Linked DNA regions of Homo sapiens: region 2 is linked to region 1. A link is an interaction called in ENCODE POLR2A ChIA-PET data of the cell type or tissue named here. Cell type or tissue: Panc1. All regions are shown on one strand. Links, peaks and the distances in the headings refer to the core of each region. The heading gives the core; the rest is flanking DNA. Region 1 holds the start of LOC105374690 (a long non-coding RNA gene). Region 2 overlaps LOC112268416 (a long non-coding RNA gene).

Evidence for each region. Peaks named below come from ENCODE experiments on the same cell type or tissue, not always from the same donor. Only the 100,000 strongest peaks of a DNase experiment are listed, where the experiment ranks them.
Region 2: POLR2A ChIA-PET joins it to region 1 with 10 read pairs; 3 of 35 experiments call an interaction of 5 or more read pairs at or near these places.

What each region holds. Positions count from the first base shown.
Region 1 is chr2:55,945,520-55,952,290 of GRCh38, forward strand. It overlaps LOC105374690 (a long non-coding RNA gene), which reads left to right and starts at 305. Exons shown (of 9, transcript XR_940109.3): 1 at 305-392; 2 at 2,720-2,837; 3 at 6,340-6,720. It also overlaps the pseudogene RN7SKP208. RefSeq lists an enhancer at 6,113-6,771. In Panc1, for the core only: no CTCF peak of the experiment used is centred there; no DNase peak of the experiment used is centred there; H3K27ac peaks cover 1,100 bases.
Region 2 is chr2:55,848,065-55,854,835 of GRCh38, forward strand. All of the region lies in intron 2 of LOC112268416 (a long non-coding RNA gene), which reads left to right. Among named protein-coding and RNA genes, the nearest start is that of EFEMP1, 72 kb to the right of the region's middle. In Panc1, for the core only: no CTCF peak of the experiment used is centred there; no DNase peak of the experiment used is centred there.

The DNA.
Region 1 (6,771 bases), core at 964-5,963:
CCAGTTTAACGTTTTGTCTTTTTCACCACTGTCTATTTTTATACTCCCTTGTTTCTTCATCATTTTCAGTATTTTTTTCTGTAAACACATTAAACTCATGTATTTTTAAATATAATATCTGATAATTCTAATACCAGCAATTTTTGTGAGTCTGATTGAATTGCATAATTATTCTGCTGACTGTTGTTCATAGTGGCTTGTTTCCTTATTTGTTTTGTGATTTTTATTTGTGAGCTCATAATCATTGGAACTCTATCTGTGGGAAATCTGAGGCCTGGGTTAAAGTTATCTTCTATAGAGAGAATTTAAATTTGCTTCTGCAAGCCAACAGGGGAATGAAACCAAGAGCTACTTTAGTCTGTAATCTTTTTGTTTTCCTCTGCATAGATAATGTGAGTCCTGTTACCAAACCAAAGTGAAAGTTTGCCTGAGACTATGAGTTCTTAGGAATTCTCTTCTTTTTTTCCTTTATGCAGAAACCAGAATCCAGAACCCTTGCTTCGTGAGTCAGTGGGATAGTTTTGTTTCGTTTGTTTGTTTAGTTTACCTTTTTCATTGAGAATATCTCCTTTCATTATTTCAGCTTTGTGGAAATGTCTTGATCTTAATTTCTGTTTTAGGTTGGTCCTGTCTCCTATTCCTCATTAAAATCAATATCTCCAAACTGTAAGAAATCACAAATTTCTGCAAATGCCTCCAGGCAACTGTGCTGTTGAGTGCTTGGTTACCTTTTTGGATTCTAGCTTTTAAATCATTTTTGCTTCTGAAAATTCCTTTATTTTCTTGCCATCTAAGCTATGCTTCTAAAAAGGTTTTTAAAAATGTTTTGTTCAGAATTTTTAGGTATCCTGTACAGAAAAATTCCTTGGGATGCACCATATTGTTGGAATTATAAACCTAGAAGTTTAAAACTTTGAGGTAGTCAGGTGTATCAATATTTTCTTTCATGAATTTTGTTTTCGGTGTTAAGCTTGGGAGGTCCTGCTCCAGTTCAAGAATATCCAAATGTTCAAATACATTTTCTTATTGTAGTTGCATGGTTTTATGTTTTAAATGTTTAAATATTTATTTCATTTGGAGTTAATCTCGATGAAACATGAAAAGTAGGAATCTAATTTTATTTTTTTTCTCAGATAGTTAACTTGTTGTCCCAACATCTAGGTAATTTGTTAAAAAAAAGAAATATAAAATAATAATGGCTAAAGGTATAACTAGTAATGAAAAGGATTGTGTTTTAGTCGAAGTTACAAACATACTTGTTAGATGCATAATATGGAAAACCAATTGTGAAAATGAATAATTCTGTGTTTTTTAAAAGTATGTTGATTTCCTTTGTACTCTGTGAAAGAGGGTGGACTTTTAATTCCTTGGTTTATTCACCAGTTTCTCTAACAGAAATTTTTTTTCTAAAAAATGTCCAGGATACTATAAAATGGAGCATTAAAATAGGAGACTCTGGAGAGCAAAAGATTTTTTGCTGACTCCATGTTTTTTGTTTTTCTAAAATCAGAATCTTGTATATATTGAATTTACCCATTGTGACATAATTATTGATGATCTAGTAGAGAACTAGAAACAGATATGTATTAATTTGGATGGGGAAAATTGGACTTTCTTATTTTCCCAGGAATGACGGCTATGAAGATGGAGACAGAGGTGCATGGATAACCCCTATGGAATATTATTATGCCCTTCCTCATAGATTAAATTTGCGCTTTTTTGTCAAGTTTCCCTTTACCCATGGAATTATTTCCATGCAAACTAGAAAGTCACTGTGGTGAGAAGTAAAATTTAACTTCCAATTGAAACTTGTAGCTTACATTGCCACAGATCCATGTAAGAATAACATGGGTTTTGCATTATGGGCATAATCTCTATCATTCAGCAATTATTTGTTGATCCTTTGAAACTCCATGCTGGGCCTTGCATTGAATAGGAAGAGACTTCAATCCTCATTTATTTATAAGGTGGGAGAACGGGTTAGTTTTATTAATAGAACATATGAATGATTAATCACATAAAAAAGGTCAAAAAATAGAAATACATTTGAAATTAAAAGTGTATGGAAGAGACTTGACCCTCTTTGGCACTTCTGGATTTTATAGTATTTTCCACTTACAGTCAGAGAACTTTGACTGTTATTGCTTAGCCTGGTAATTATAGGTGAACAAGGCAGTTAGAGGTTGGATGGAAACAGGATTGCTTTTACAGACATATTAGAAGTTGCTTTATGGACTACGTTTCTGAAAGCTTGTTTGCTTGTTATTCTTTCCTCATTAAAGAGAATTCTAAGAATTCTGAGAATTCTAGAATTCTAAGCAACAGTTGCAACATCTTTCATATGCCCAGTGTCCAACACAGTGTTGGGAACATAGTAGGCATTCAATAAACACCTGCAAATTAACGGAAAAGGGAGCGTAGGAAAACACCACCCTGTTTATTTTAACTTTCTGGTTGATTGCATTCTAGATAAATGACAGTTTATTATAGAGAGAAAAACAGGATCTGATGGAATCTAGGAAAGATGTGGAAAGGGGAGTTTGTCCAGCAGGTCAGGAAATTTGAACCCGTTGTCAAGGGTTCTAAATGTTTTTCCTGTTCAATGTTACACATCATTCATTTTTGTTTGTTTTTATGTGAGCTTAAACTTTGGGTAATTTCTTGATTAGTGCCTTTTAACTTTTTAATTTAACATCAGGTTTGTTTTTTTTTACAACAGCTGCCCAAAATATCCCTGAAAAATGAGGGCTGTGTTCACCTTTAATACTTAAAAATCACTTGGAGGCAGTTCAATTGAGCATGAGTATGTGTTTGCAAGAAAGTAAAACACAACCAGAGTGAGTAACCTCTGTTCTCTGAGGCTTATTGCATATCATTTATGCTTGAAAAAACAGTGAATTTATTTGTTTTAATGCCCCAAACTTTGACTTAAGAGTTAAAAAAAGCTAGCTGACCAATATAGTAAAAATGGCAGCAAACTTACTTTTAACTGGGATGGTATTTAATCTTACATCTCTTTATCACAGAACATGTTGAAAACAGAAATAATTTTCTAATGTTGGAAGCACATTTAGAATGTTTTCTCTGGTAATATAAAATGTAGGCTGGCCAAATTCAGTGAATAACCAAAGTTCCCAAACCCACCCTGGAGATAAAGAAGAGTTATTTTTTTAGCTTAAATTATCCAAATAGCTTATCTTTATAATCCCATGACATTCAGTAATTGCTCAATCTTCATCTGGTCCCTGCTGCACTGTGAACTGAGCTATATTAATGAAATGAAAGGATTTAAGGAAATAGTATGCTAGGAATCAGCAATGAAAGGCTCATTTTACTTTAAAAATGTTGTTTTTAAATTAGAGATGATACATGATAATTTATTTAAACCTGAAGAAATCCTGATTCATCTTCTCAAATATCTATATTTTGTTGATTATTCCATGGAGATTTTACTCTCTTGTTTTATATTTTCTCTAAAGGAGTGGGTGGGTCTTAGCTTGATTTGATGTTTCTTCCCAGGCCACCAATAAAGGCAGGCTTGTTTCCCAAGTGATTTTTATTATCTTTCTAGAAAAATGCTGATGACAATAACTTTTTAAATTACCCTTTGTACTGAACTTCTTCATGCCTTCCTAATCAAATATGTTAACAGCCAATTATTTAAAATTTAAGAAGTAACTTTGAGTTAAACAAGGGCCTCTTCCTTAAAAATGGACCCTAGAAAGCATAACAGAGAATATAAGACATGTTTAGTTATTTTTTTAGATTCAGAGTTTGATTAGAGAGAAAGTGACATTGATAAAATGGCCTTTCAGTAATTAAGAACTTTTGTTTGGTCCTTGGCATTGTGCCATACACACTGTGGGGTATAAAAGCTTATGATGTGGTTACAGTCACCAACTTACAGTCTAGATAACATGAACTTACAGTCTAGATAACATAATCATATTTACACCTGAACTTCCAGCAATTAAACATACAACTAAATGCCAAAATGAGTAGTATAAATAGCAAATACTATAAGAGTTCTTAATGCAGGTTACCTATCAGTATAGGCCAGTTGACTTACACAGTGGAGTCACATCTTACTTAGGGGTTTGGTACTAAAGTCAATATACAATATGAAAATTATGCAAAGTCAATATCCTTGAAAGCCTATTAAACTGCTCATAAATTTTAGTATATCCCATCACAAATATGTGCTACATTAGATACTAACACACTCTCTCTCAGCAAGTGCTGTACAGTTAGTGTTTCCTTTGCTGTAGACACAGATCACTAAAGAAGTGGGCTTGGCTTTATCAGCATCTGGAGCTGCTTAGACTACAAGGGGCACGTGGGGAGTGAATGCTCCTTCAGTGGAATAGACGGCAGAACTGCCTACACTTTACAGTTCTTTTACTCACATCCTTTCCAATAATCATGTAGAGGCAAGTTTACATAAAGTGTGTACATGATGTGTTCCATTTTAGATAAATTACCTGCACTCTTGCCTTCTCTTTCTCTAGCTGTAGATGGTAAATGTTGATTTGTTTTTATTTGGCTGTATTTAAGATTCATGTAGCATACTTAAATCAGCATATTATTTTTCCATGCTTATTTTAAAAATAAGACCAAGGCTGTCCTAATTAGGACCTTTGTATTCTCCTCTATAATTTTCCTATGTTTTTCTTCCCCTCCTTTTAGTTTCATGGGAGAAAATATACTCTACCTATTCTATAGCCAAAACTACCACCTGTCCTGGAACTCACTCTTTCTCATTTTCTTTAGGACTCCACCCCCTCATCCCCAAACTGAATAACCAATTAGCAGATATTTACAGAGCATCTACTATGGTGCAAATTATTGGACTAAGTTTGGAAAAGAAACTTTGAAGTGCATCAAAAGGGAAGACTGGGACATTCAATTGCACAAAGTACCATGTTATAAGCACCAAGCTGGTGATACAGAGAGTCAGTACTGTGGTCATTTCAGAGAAGGGAGACACTCATAGCCTGGAGTGAGTGGCTGAGAAAGTCCAGGGAAGGGGCTCGGGACTGAGCCAGGCCTGGAACCTTGGGTAGGATTAAGACAAAGAGAGCAGGGTGCATTCATAATTCCATTCATTCAGACTGAGATACATGAGTGCTGCCTGGTACTGGTCCTCTGTGAGCTCCTGGTCTAGCGATGGAGACAGACAGTGAAAAAGATAAATTTCAACAATGTGGCAAATGTGATTATACAGGGATTTGAACAAAGTCTTGTAGGGGCACAGAGTGTGGAGGAACCCTGTTGGATTCTGATAAGAGGTAAGAAAGGACAGGTCATTTGGGCGGCACTTTAAAGGTAGGTAGGAGCTTCCCAGGGCACAGAAGGGAGAAAAGCCTCTTTGGATAAAAGAAAACACTGCTCCCAGGAATAAATCTGGAACGAATGAGAAGCCCACCATGGCAGAGATGAAGTGCTGGATGTGAAGGGTGCGGCACAGGGGGAAGCAGACTGTGAAACATCTTCCATGACTACGGGAGGATTTGCATTTCACCTTCTAGGAAAAAGAGAGTGAAAAGAGAATTGGAAGCCACAACATGCCATTATAAGATTTGTTTTCTGACAAGAAAATGCATTTAAGCCTAGTGGCAGGGAGACCAGATAAGAGGTTGAGGGCTACACAAGGGCAAGATTGTGTTGAATTCCTCTTGGTATGCCCAGCACCTAGCACATAGGTGTGCTATATTTTACTGAATTGAGCCTTTGTGTTGCCTATATAGTCTAAGGAAGGGCTGAGAGCAAACTAAGGCCTTAGCAATGGAAGTAGAAAGAAGAGGTCAAATTTGAGTGAGGTTTGTGAGATAGATTCCACAGGGACTATTTTTTTGATCAGATGTGGTGGGAGGGGATTAGGAAGAAGAGAAAGTTGAAGATAATGCTAATGCTTCTTAACTTGGGAGGCCAGATAGATTTGTTATGAAATAAAATAGAAAACACAGGAGCCATGATGGGATTTGGACTCTCTTTTGGAAGTGGCTGTTTTGTTTAAAGGGCCTGTGGATTTGTCCAGCGGGCAGTGGGAAGCATAGCTCTAAAGAGTGGCATTGAGCTTAAGGCCAGGGATACAGATTTCACAGTAACAAGCAGAGAATAGATGGACTGGGAGCAGATGAGACCACAGTGGAATGGCCACTCTCTGGGACTGGATGAGGACTGTACTGAGTTGAAGAGTCCCCTCCCTTCACCGCCCCGGGATTTCATGTCTACCCAGAACCTAAGATTCTTACCTTATTTGGGATTGTTTGGAGGTTCTAGCAGGGGAGTGCAGCTACTTGTATATCCTTGACCAAAGACTGGTCCTCCTCTATCCAGATGGTCACCTTCTTCCCCCGAGTGCGCAGCTTCTGGAGGGATGCACATGGAGCAGTGAGGGAGGAAGAGGACACCTGCCTAGCCAGCCAGATCAGCCGAATCAACCCTGGTGATCAATGGAGTGACAGATGTTGCAGCCATATCGCCCTCATATCCTGTCACCTTATTTGGAATTGGGTCTCTGCAGTTGTAATTAGTTAAGTTAAAATCAGGTCATATTGGATTAGGGTGGGCCCTAATCCAATGCCTAGTGTCCTTGTGAGAAGAGAAAACAGAGACACAGACACACAGTGGAGAAAGCCATGTGAAGACAGAAGCAGAGATTTGAGTAACGCATGTATAAACTAAGGAACACAAAGGATTTCCAGGACCTCCAAAAAGGTAAGAGAAGACAAGGAAGGACCCTCCTTATGGCCTTCCGAGACAGCATGG
Region 2 (6,771 bases), core at 612-5,611, 98 kb before region 1:
AGGCCAGTTACAAAAAAGGTAAAGAAAAATCCCCTGCAATGTGATTGCTTTTTCTTGTAGGAAGCTTATTTAGATAAACTGGAAGATGAACTTGATTTTTAAAAAAGAGTATTTGAATTTAATCAGACACAGGAAGAAGTATGTCCAAGGTCATAAGTGTACACTTTACTATAGAGGAATGTAAACAAGAAAACTAGTACTTTGAGCAGGGGAATATATGGTTCTTAGTAACAGCACAGGATATTTACTGGTTACACGGAAAATTCAGATACATCAACAAATGCCAAGAGTCCAGAATCAAGTTATACTGGAGCAAAACATTGCTTTTCTGGGCCTTCAAGATAAGCATTTTAGTGTCAGGTGATAACAGAGTTAGAAGTGGGAAAAAAGATGTTCCACCAGCTAATGAAAGGTTGAAGGAGAAAGTTATCATCCTGGGCCTTCTCAAGGGGAGAAAGAGCTGAAGGCAATGATGCATAACCTGTAAACCACGTGCTTAGAGATACAGCAAAAGTTGAACTTCTGAGATATGAATTGGAGAAGCTTATGAGGAAAATTATACCTGAATAAATGAAAGTACCATTCTAAATGAAGAGAACAGCATTCCCAGCCTGAAACTAGGAAAATTAAAAATTGAGCTCAGGAAAGAAATGTGGCAGAAATGGAAACTGTCTGCAGTTTAGAAGATGGCCATAAAAGAAACAGATTTTAGATTTTAAAATCAAAACCTCTTGCAACTTTACTATGAGCAGATCAATACTTTAAGAAAAGTTGTTGTTCTCGGGAGGCTGAGGCAGGAGAATCCCTTGAACCTGGGAGGCGTAGGTTGCAGTGAGCTGAGAACTAACCACTGCACTACAGCCTGGACAGCAGAGTGAGACTCTGTCTCAAAAAAAAAAGTTGTTGTTGTAACACAGAGGACCACAGTTTTAGTTTCGTATTAGTGTATTTTTAATATCAAATGCAACCTTTGGAAAGACATAAATAATTCCTTTCTGATTATAGCCAATTAGATCATATACAAAATTCTTTCATAAATTCATAATCCATCCTTCCTAAACTTTATTATGACCTACTGAGACCTTATGTGACATGTTTAGACTTTCTGCTTTGTCCTGTACTTCCTCTTTCATAAATAACCATTTTACTTTAGGACAAAAATTTATCACACAAGATTCTTCCTCATACAAAAGTGTTCTCTTTTTAAAAAACTTCCTTGCTAAAAATACATCTTAAACTCCATAACTTTCTTCATATCTCTCACTCTTACTTACTGGTTTCTTTATGTCTTGTTTCTGTATTTTGAAACAACCTTTAAATAACCTCTGAATTAGACAAAATTACTTCTTTCTAATAAGAACACATTTTTTAATGACTTTCTTATAACTTTTCTCATCCCATATTTTTTTGGTACACTTTGTATACAGAATTATATATATTAATTAGAATTTTAGCTCTTAGTAATCTTGCATACTTTAAGGTCCTGAGTAATTTTGAACTCTTTGTCACATATCAGTATTTTATAGATGAGAACCATTTTATAATTACAACATAATTTTACGTGTATTAATAAATGCAAATATATTTAGTCTTTCTATAAAAACCCTTATATTTATATTCAGCAATTTTAGGGTTTAAAAAAAATTTTTTTAGACAGTCTTACTCTTATTGCTGAGGTTGGAGAGTAGTGACATGATCATAGCTCACTGCAGCCTCAAAGTCTTGGGTTCAAACAATCCTCTTGCCTCGGTCTCCCATGCAGATGGGACTATAGGCATGTATCACCATGCTCAGGTACTTAAATTTTTTTTCTTTTTTTTGTAGAGATGAAGTCTCACTATGTTGCCCAGGCTGGAGAAATTTATGTTTTAGCTTTGGTTTGCTTTGGAAATTTGATCCCAGACATTTAGTGGATATCTATTGCTTAATTCAATGTAACTTTAAAATCTCAAATTACATGAAAAGTTGATTGATAAACATTTATCTCTTTTACATTATCTAACTTATTTGTTTTTTAAAAATTTACCTAGATTATGTGTGAAAATGGAAATATTAGACAAAGCTAGTCATCATTTAAAGTTATCCCTGTTAACCATTTTTATAGCCTGTTAATATCAGATATTCACCCAACTCAGAACTTTAAAGTTAAATACATTGGTGTTTTGTTGACAACTCAGAAGCTACAGTCATTTTTATTAAGCCAACAATATTAAATTAGTGTTACTTATCAAAAAATTGCACAAGCAAAGATCATTCTCTTTTAGGCTGGGCTTATAATTTTGTAAACTTTGTGTCAAATTTTGATACCTTAAAACTTCTAGCAAGGACAAATATATAAAACCGTCTGATCAGTAAACCCAGGAAAAAAAGTATGCTGACAATTCTGAAGACATTTCTATTTTGATTTTGCCAATAATTTTAAAACCAGCTTATTTATTAAAGATTTGCTTAAGTCACATTAACTAAAATGCATTTGTTAATTAGTATTATTTTATATGAGTGCTCATTTATCTAAGCCAATCTAAGTAGAGTTCCTTAGGGAATTTTTGGCCAACTATGCCCTATTTCACTATGTAGACACAACATATAATACATGTACATATGTATAAACACACATAAACATATATATATGCACATAAATATATCGGTTTCATTTTAGAATTTTAGTAATATGTACAAATTCACTGGTTTGTAAAAGATAGTTGGATCTAACTTATATTTCTGAAAAAAGAAGCTTGTTTACATGGCTAAACTTCATTTGTTCCAATAGATAATGTAATGAAAGTTATGGACTAAAATCCTGACTAAAGCAGTTACCACACCAGTTTGGTTTTAAAAGCTGGCCCTCCAACATTTTTTTAGTTTCAGATGAGTTTAGGGTTAAGTTTTCAATGTTTACATTTTAGCTGAGACTGGCTGAATTGTATAAAAAAACAACATTCTCAAGTAGCCTTGAATCTATTTTTTGTTTGCTAGTCTGTTTTTCTTGACTAATCAATGCAGGTAAATAAGTATTTTAAAAGGGTTTTTTTTCTGCCTTTTTCTTTTTGATTCCTGCATGATAGACAAACGCAATTTTTATGCTAAACAGAGATACCTTATATTATTGCTGTGAGCTCAAGATTTTGACCTGCTTTATCCAAGAGCCTAATTTGTATAAGCATTTATCTAGTTCTTTTTTAGACTGTCAATTCTTCAATTAACTCTTCCATCCCCCAAAAAAATTGTTAGCTAGGCAAACCTAAATTTACATTAAAAGGGATGGATCAGGTGCAGTGGCTCATTTCTGTAATCCCAGCACTTTGGCAGGCTGAGGTGGGAGGATTGCTTGATCCCAGAAGTTCAAGACTAGCCTGGGCAACAAAGTGAGACCTTGTCTCTACCAAAAATAATAAAAAAATTAGCCAGGAACAGTGGCATGGACCTGTAGTCCCAGCTACTCAGGAGATTCAGGTAGGAGGATCCCTTTAGTCCAGGAATTAGAGGTTGCAGTGAGCTATGATATGGCCGCTGCACTCTAGCCTGGGTGACAGAGCCATACCCTGTCTCAAAAAAAAAAAAAAAAAAAAGGTTGGGGGGCGATGACTCTTAGGTCTGGGTTGTTGATTACTATGGAGCTGTAATAGTTTGTAACTGGTTTGAAAGCTATTTAAGACTTGTTTCCCTCTCTCTCTTTGCTGAAATGCCATAAACAGTGAGTTTTATCTCAATACCAGCAAAAACATCAGCATATTCACAGTAGGCAGAAAAAAAGTAGAGTAGACAAGAACTCAGAAGGCTGTACATGTTAACTCTGTAGCTGCAGGGTTTTAAAACCATAATTTGAACATTAATCATTTGAGCTCTCAATTTCTCTCAATGTAATTTGTCCATCAGTTTAAAAATGTGTATGAGAATGAGCAATATATGTAGCCAGCTAGAGTTCCAGAAAACTTGGCATGCCTTAATATTTAGGAATACCATTCTATTTCTTACTAATCTCTCAAGAGCAAATAAAATCCTGTATATTCTGTTAGAGAATGTCAGGAGTTTGGACCAAGATGATGGCAACCAACCTAGTTGCTTTTATTTAGCCATCCTGCATCTACCATTTAGAATGTTTATTTTGCTCTAAGAAGATTTTCAGAAACAGGCAAGGGAAAAGAGACAAATCATTTACAGATGCACGTAACCAAACCAAAGGAAACTAAGATAAGAGTGTTCACAAAAATTTTAACCTAGGTATGTGAATAAAACAAAATATTAAATTAGGCAGACAGGAAGAACCAAGAGTAAATTCAGCAGAAAAGACATGCCTTACAGACAGGGTGTAAATTCTGTAGAAACCAGAGTACTCAAACCAGAAAGACGCTTGTCTTTATACCAGAAAAGACTTGCCCGTCAATACAAAATGTCTTTTATCATCCCAGGATGGATGTAAAGTCATTTATTAAAGCAGCCTTATTCAAATGAGATCCCAAATGATGTTAAGATCTTCTACCAGAAAGAGGGAGGATTTGCCTAAGAGAAGACCATCAGGGCAGAAAAAGTGAGCCATGGAAGCAGAGAGCTCGAAGGGCTCATGTGAGTACTCCATACACATTTCAAGAATCATCTATTCCTTCTAGTAGTAATTTTCCTCCAGGTCCCATTTCTGACACCATTTATATGTCAATCTAAATAAAGAACAGAGAGGGGCTCTCCAAAAGAAAATGATATTTATTTGGGAATAGGGTATCGCAATGGAAACACACATGCCATAATAAACTATGTGCGTATTCAGGAAGTAAAGGAAGACAAATACTTTTAAAAGAAAAATGAGGAGGATTACATAATTGTTTTGAGATAAGTATCCTTGGTTATGAGGATCAATAACAAGGGTGACACCAATGCAAACTGCACAAGCACTTGCTGGGCAAATGACCTTGAAGTATTTTTTTTGTGCAAGTTTGCAGTTTTCACAGTCTTTTGTGATAGTTTTTATTAGGCACTTATGAATGAGATCTCTCTTCATGAACTTCCTTGGCTGTATTTGTGAGGTTTATTATTATTTTTTTTTAACATAAGTGATTCTATCTTGATTCTGACAACTTTCACATCAAAATTTTTAAAAAAGAAACTCAGAAAACATCAATGATCACAAGGAGTTAGCCATTGATCATTAAAGACATGATTAAGACTGCAGGTTATGGAGTCAAACTGACCTGGATTCAAACCTGGCTCCACCCATATCTAGTTTTGTGACTTAGGCAGTTTTTTATTTCTTTGAGACCAAGTATCTTTATCTTTAAAATGGGAAGGAAGTGCTCATGCAATAAAATGAGATAGTATCTGTAAAGCACAGAAAGCCTTTAGCACAGTGTGAGGCCACTACATAATAGGTGCTCAATAAATGTTTGCTATTATCATTACTATTTAAATATCTAGGCATTAGAAATGCCTTTCTTGGAAAATGCCTACTCAGATATTTGGACACTAAACCATTTCTGTATGAAGTTTGAAGGCAAGAAAAAGTGGGCCTTAGATATTTAAGTTAGGCACTAGCCTAAATCTCATCCTAGGAAATTAATGTGAACTGCCCAGCACCTGAATCCTTGCTCCTGAACCTCACTTAACACTTCTGAATTCAATATGCTCCCACAGCTTTTGCCTGTTGGATCTGCTTGTTTGGTGTCTGGTACTTCTTGACTGTTCTATTGTAGCCAATCTCTGTCCTTTCTCCTCGATTCTCCTTAACCATGAGTTTGGCATTTTTACCCCACCTCATCTACCCAAGTGTATCAGTCCGTTCTTGCACTGCTGTGTAGAAATACCTGAGACTGGGTAATGCATAAAGAAAAGAGGTTAAATTGGCTCATGGTTACACAGGCTGTATGGCTTCTGGGGAGGCCTTAGGAAACTTTCAATCATGGTAGAATGCGAAGGGGAAGCAGGCACGTCCTACATGGCTGGAGCAGGATGGGGAAGACAGAAAGTGGGGAGGTGCCACACACTTTTAAACAACCAGATATTGCAATAATTCACTCTGATGACAACACCAAGGGGGATGGTGTTAACCAAGAGAAACTGCCCCCATGATCCAATCACCTCCCACCAGGCCCACCTCCAACATTGGGAATTACAATTCAACATGAGATTTGGGTGGGGACAGAGATCCAAAACGTATCACAAAGACTGACCCTCTGGCCTGAGTTCTGTTTTTTACTTTGCCCTCCCTGCCAGGTCAGAACTGATGGATCTGTCCATGGAATCCATGCATGACACTATGATGTTAAAGTCCTCAGTTAATGGGACTGGTGGATTCCATACTACAACAGTATTGAACAAGCACTCATATGGAAGATTCTGGTAGGGAAGATTTGGGACTGAACCTCCAATTTAGTTTAATGCCCATTTTGCCTGGGAAGCATGCATATGACCCGGCTGTGATTTCCTGTCATATTTTCAATCTCCTATGGCTTCCTTGAATTTCTTTGAATTTTTAAAAAGAACTTTTAAATCTGATCTGAAATTTATTGCAAAATAGTTTCTGACATAGGAAAGTACAGAGAGGGGAATATACTGTTCCTTTAAACCTACCTCAGAAATATAATCCTACCTCAGTACCTTTAATGGCAAAAACTGCAATTACTTTGCACCAACCTAATAACTACAGTTAACATTTGGTTATGCACTCTTCTTTTTTTAAAAATTAAATTATTATTTTTAATTAACACATAACATTTGTACATATTTATGGGGTACAGAGTGATATTTTGATGTATGTGTACAATGTGTAATGATTAAATCAAG